2 separate regions of the Homo sapiens genome follow, and region 2 is linked to region 1. Evidence: chromatin loops called from intact Hi-C (ENCODE). Cell type or tissue: Caco-2. All regions are shown on one strand. Each heading gives the region's core, and the rest is flanking DNA. Links, peaks and the distances in the headings are about the cores only.

Evidence for each region. A loop is a pair of places that touch in the nucleus more often than their neighbours do. Peaks named below come from ENCODE experiments on the same cell type or tissue, not always from the same donor. Only the 100,000 strongest peaks of a DNase experiment are listed, where the experiment ranks them.
Region 2: it touches region 1 in a loop (2.7-fold over the local background); 6 of 110 quality-filtered maps call a loop at or near these places.

Annotation. Positions count from the first base shown.
Region 1 is chr6:161,366,017-161,368,934 of GRCh38, reverse strand. All of the region lies in intron 10 of PRKN (parkin RBR E3 ubiquitin protein ligase), which reads left to right. Among named protein-coding and RNA genes, the nearest start is that of AGPAT4, 93 kb to the right of the region's middle. In Caco-2, for the core only: no CTCF peak of the experiment used is centred there; a DNase peak (open chromatin) is centred at 1,274.
Region 2 is chr6:161,310,664-161,313,581 of GRCh38, reverse strand. No RefSeq gene overlaps it. Among named protein-coding and RNA genes, the nearest start is that of AGPAT4, 38 kb to the right of the region's middle. In Caco-2, for the core only: no CTCF peak of the experiment used is centred there; no DNase peak of the experiment used is centred there.

The sequences.
Region 1 (2,918 bases), core at 313-2,812:
CTGTGATGCTGAGAAGGGCAGGAACTCCAAGGGCCTTCTTGGTGACCCTTTCCCACATGTTAGGTGCAGTGGGACAGTTGGAGACAATGACAAAGAAAGGGCATGAGCTTTGGCAGCCGTGGCCTCCTGGTGTCCTTCTTGAAAGCACTTTCGGCAGGTTGGGGAAGGGAGAACCGGCCAGGCAGCAGCGATGGCCCAGGGCAGAAGGGCGGGTGGGCAGCTGGGAGTGGAGTTGCAGTGCTGGTGCCAGGGGAAGCAGGCAAGTGGAGGGCAGGTGAGCCACTGCAGTGAGGGGAGGGGGGCTGGGTGGCTTCTCCCACTGTCTTTACCACAAGCTGGGTGCTGGTGGTGGTGGTAGTTGCTTTCGTTGTTGTTGTTTTGAGACAGATTCTTGCCCTGTCGCCTAGTCTGGATTGCAGTGGCACCAGCTCGGCTCGGTGCAATCTCCACCTTCTGGATTCAAGTGATTCTCATGCCTCAACCTCCTGAGTAGCTGGGACTATATGTGTGCGCCACCAGGCCCAGCATATATATATATATATATATATATATCAAGACTGAGGTTGCTATATATATACACAAATATATATACAAATATATATACAAATATATATAAATATATATACAAATATATATAAATATATATAAATATATACATATATATAAATATTATATGTATTTTTAGTAGAGACAGGGTTTCACCATGTTTCGCAGGCTGGTCTTGAACTCCTGACCGTCGCACTGGCCTCCCAGAGTGCTGGGATTACAGGTGTGAGCCACTGCGCCTGGCCACAAGCTGTTTGAAAACTGTGCTCTCAAAAGTCCCCGGGGACTTCCAGATCTCCATGACAGCATCTTAGCCTTAGTCCCTTAGCCCTCTTTGTAGCATGTGACTTGATAATGACAGGAAGAAATCAAGGCTGCAGGGGCCTGGAGTATGAACCCAGGCAGCTCGGGGCTCCGATTCTGAACCGACTGCTCGCAGGCCAGGCGGCCTGGGTCTGAAGTTATTTAGTTTTCTGAGACTGATCTCTCCAGCTGAAATAGTTAATGACAAGCTCCGTCCTTCAGGGATGCGCAGTTACTACATTCTGTGATGTGGGCAGAGCCCCTGCCGCACAGTGCCCTTCCTCATGTAACAGAAGCGTCCTTACTTCTTCAAAGCCTTCCCCTCCTGGGCAGCAGGGTCTCGGACCCGCCGGCCGCCCCTCCCTCTAACACCCTGCAGCTGTCCCAGCGCCATGCCTACACAGCTCTGTGTTAGCCCGTGCCGAGGTCTGAGTCATCAGATTAATGGGAAAATCAGCACAAGTAGCGTTTGAGGAACAGAATGCCATGTCGTTCATTGGGAAAGGAATGCTGAACTTTGACTTCTAAGTTAGATAACAGAACTGCTTCATGCCCTATGGAGGAATAAAACCATAACCTTTGAGCACATACTGTCTACCAGAAAAAAAAAAAAAAGAAAAGACACATCTTATTAGTTTTCTACACCGTAACCCCTAACTCTCCAATCAAGGCCAAGATCTGCCTGGGCCCTTGACAGTCCCAGGAGGTCAGCGTGAACCCCACCCCCACTGCAAAAGAAAGTGGGTAGCTGTCCTGCCGGCTAAAACACCCTCCCCTAGCTTGGTACTGTTAAAACTTCAGACACGGCCGGGCGCGGTGGCTCACGCCTGTAATCCCAGCACTTTGGGAGGCCGAGGCGGGTGGATCACAAGGTCAGGAGATCGAGACCATCCCGGCTAACATGGTGAAACCCCGTCTCTACTAAAAATTAGCCGGGCGTGGTGGCGGGCGCCTGTAGTCCCAGCTACTCGGGAGGCTGAGGCAGGAGAATGGCGTGAACCCGGGAGGCGGAGCTTGCAGTGAGCCGAGATCACGCCACTGCAGTCCAGCCTGGGCGACAGAGCCACACTCTGTCTCAAAAAAAAAAAAAAAAAAAAAAAAAAGGAAACAAAAAAACCCCAAAAAACTTCAGACACATTAAATCTAGCAGAGTTTAATTGAGCAAGAAAAAAAACAAAAAAGCGATTCGTAAATTGGGTAGCCTTCACAATTACAGCAGATTCAGAGAGACTCCAAGGGTGCCTCGGGGTCAGAACAAATTTATAGACAAAAAGGGAAGTGATGGACAGAAATCGGAAGTCAGGTACAGAAACACCCGGGCTGGTTACAAGTTGGTGTCGGCCTCATTTGAACACAGTTTGAACACTCAGCAGTGTATGAGTGGCTGAAGCATGGCTGCTGGGATTGGCCAAGACCCAGCTGTTGTTACAGTTGCATACTCTAGAGTTAGACTTTCAATCTTGTCTACATATTAAGTCAGACACACTCCTAAGTTGGGTTTTCAATCTTGGCTAAGTTCGACCACAAGGACTCAAATACAGAAGTACGGAGTCCTTCTTAGGCCATACTTAGTTTGCTTTAACAGTATTAAAAACCATTTTGCGACATCAGCATTTTGGTCTTTTCCTAGGGTTTGGGGTATTTTCTCTTCCCTAGGCTTTCTTCTCTGTCTCTGACCTTCAGTGTGGGCATCTCCATGAGGGGGTCCTTGACTCCTTGGCTCACGTGTGCCTCGGCCCCTCAGCAGCTCTGGTGTCCTGTGGACATGAGGGTGCCTCTTAACCCACGCTGCTGCCCATGGCTTACAGGAACCAAAGCTCAGCCCAGGAAGCCTCAACCTCAGGCTCTAGATCTGGGGAGGTCTCTCTTCCTGCAAACTGCTGGCATCTCACTGCATCTTCTCACAGTGGAAGAGGCAAGAGAGCTCTCTGGGGTTGCTTTAATAAGGGCACGAATCCCTTCATAAGAGCTCCACCCTCATGACCTAATCACCTCCCAAAGGCCCCACCTTCCAGTAGCATCACCTTGGTGGGTAGGATTTCAACATATCGATCCGGGGAAGAAGTAAC
Region 2 (2,918 bases), core at 145-2,644, 55 kb after region 1:
GCCTTAAAGTGCTTACAGAATCAGGAAGGAGTCATCTATACTAATTCTAAGTTAATATGGACTGAACGAGGTCTTATTAATAGCAAAGAATAATTGAAATCCCAAACTTACAAGGTTTTCAACAAAAGTAAAGTTTGCTAAAAGTTAAGAGTGTAACATGTATTATCCTAACGTCTAATCTTGTGGCCTTAGACAGTCTAGTCCACAGAAATGAAGGAAGTTCAATTTGGAAAAGAATGGTTATCATCTTTGAGAAAAAACAAAGGAGGGGGGAGAGAATTTATGTAAAAAGGAATATTATATGGTAAATTCTTGTCCTAAAATAAATGAACTGGTTGTTTAGAGAAAGGGATGTTTGCAACAAATCAGAAAGTTGAGGCATGTTGAAGAATTGTCTGTGAAAGTTATGGGAAAAAAAAGTTATAAAAGGGAATTTATGCAAGAAATGTTGTATAATTTAAAAGTAATTAGGCCTCCTGAATGTAAAACTATTGAAGAAACAGTTTATGTGTAAGGTGTGTAAGGAAAGTAAAACGTACTTTGGTAAAAGGATTATAAGGAGACATAAGAGTGTGGATTTTTACCTACATTAAATGGTTAAAAAAAAATTGTTTTAAAGGTTTAGGCAAGTTTTGAAATGTTAATTGAAAAGGAAATTCTGTGTGTAAACATATTGGGTAAAGTTAAAGGGATATCACCCAGTTTTTCTGAGAACTGGACATTAAAATAAAAGCACAACATGTTTTTCTTAAAGCACTAACCTGCTTTTTAACAAAAATTATAAAAGGTTAAAAAGCATCTATACAAATCTTACCATATGGTCAGACATTAAAAATTGGATAAATATGGCTACAAGATTTTATTAAAATTAACTTTAACATTAAAAACACACTAATGTAAAGGTGAAATTTAGCTTATCTGGTATAAATATCATACAGGAAGCATTGGCAAATATAAAACGGTGTTTGGCTTTCTTTGGTCTAAAAAATAATAAAAATAGGTGCTAAAGAAAATTTCTCAGCAAGAAGGTGCCAAGGACTATAAAGTCCATTGCTGATGTCCCCACATGTAAAACAAAAGATCAATTTCTTAGAAATTATATACTTGGTTTATCTTCTACTTTCCTTTCCCTCAAAACTAAAAGTCTTTTAGCACAGGTACCAGCCCTAGAATTTCCGGTAAACCAGCACCAGCCTGAGGATCACATTCTCATCAAAGGGTGGGGAGAAGGAAAACTTGAGCCAGCCTGGGAAGGACTTTACCTTGTGTTACTAATCACCGAGACTGCTGTTCATACAGTGGAAAGGGGATGGACTCATCACACCCGAGTCAAAAAAGCACCGCCTTCTCCAGAGTCGTGGGCCATAGTCCCAGGGGAAAACGCTACCAAACTAAAGCTAAGAAAAATTTAACTCTTTCATCTATTCTATTACTTTTTCTTCTTTCCTCACTCTATTGCTGACCATCTAGTTATTAACATAACCAAGTCAATTTCGCCTCAAACTATTGCATTTGGTGCTTGCCTTGTTATACCCTGTGGGAACTTGCCAAGTCAGAGACAGCTCTCTACTTCAGAAAAGCACCTCTGTCCCTCCTGACTCTTCTCAGATTAGGCATTAGTGAACTGGGACCATTTAATCCGAGGAGATTTTGATAAAGACCCCGGCGTCAACCAGGAGTCTTGCCCTCCCAATGTACAGCTTTTATGCCATAGTTGGTCCAGCATTCTGTGGACCACTAAAGAGCAAGGATGGACCGCCCCAACCTGTTTTTGTAATTTCCTAAAACTGTACATTCATGTTACTAGAGGGACAGCCCCCCACTAAGTGTCAGCTAAACCAGTGCAATCCTATACAGGTTATTATCTCGAATCCTCAAACTTCTTCCCCTTTTCTAAGCCGGTTCCCTCCTTTAAGCCAGTTTTATGGTATGGGGGTTGAGGTTTGAGGGACAGACCCTATTGGATTCTTTAAAATGTATTTCTTTGATCCCGCACTGCCTGCACCTTCTTCTAAGCCTTCTTCCAAAACCTCTCACAACGGAATAATTGCTCCTCCTCCATCTAACCACAAGACCAAGATGGCTGTCGTAGAAGTTAAAGACTTAAAACAAGTATTGGCAATTGAAACAGGTTACCAAGTTGCAAATGCCTGGTTGGAATGGATCAGATATTCCGTCCGCACTTTAAACGAAAGCAATTGTTATGCTTGTGTGCATGGCAGGCCAGAGGCCCAGATTGTCCCCTTTCTAGTAGGGTGGTCCTCCAGTTGACCAGGAGTGGGCTGCATGATAGCTCTTTTCCCGGATCCTACAGCCTGGAGTAACAAGTTGTGCCATGCTCTCTCTCTGCTATATCCCGAAGTCCGGCATCCTATGGGCCAGCCCCTGAGGGCCATCCAGCTTCTGTCTCCCAACACTAAGTTAACTTCATATCTCTCACGACAGGGAGGAAACAGCATTCCTTGGAGACCTGAGGGGATGCAGTGAGCTTAAGAATTTTCAAGAACTTATCAATCAGTCAGCCCTTGTTCATCCCCTAGTGGATGTGTGGTGGTATTCTGGTGGACCTTTACTGGACACTCTGCCGAATAACTGGAGCGGCACTTGTGCTTTAGTCCAATTGGCTATCCGTTTCACCCTGGCATTTCATCAACTAGAGGAAGGAAAAATAAGACATCATAATGCGAGAGAAGCCCCTTATGGGTCTTTCGACTCTCATGTCTATTTAAACGCAACTGGAGTCCCACGGGGAATACCAGATCAATTTGAATTCCGAAATCAAATAGCTGCAGGATTTGAGTCAATATCTTGGTGGGTGACAATTAATAAAAATGTAGATTGGATAAACTACATCTACTACAACCAACAGTGATTTAGTAACTACACTAGAGATGCTGTTGAAGGAATAGCTGAGCCAT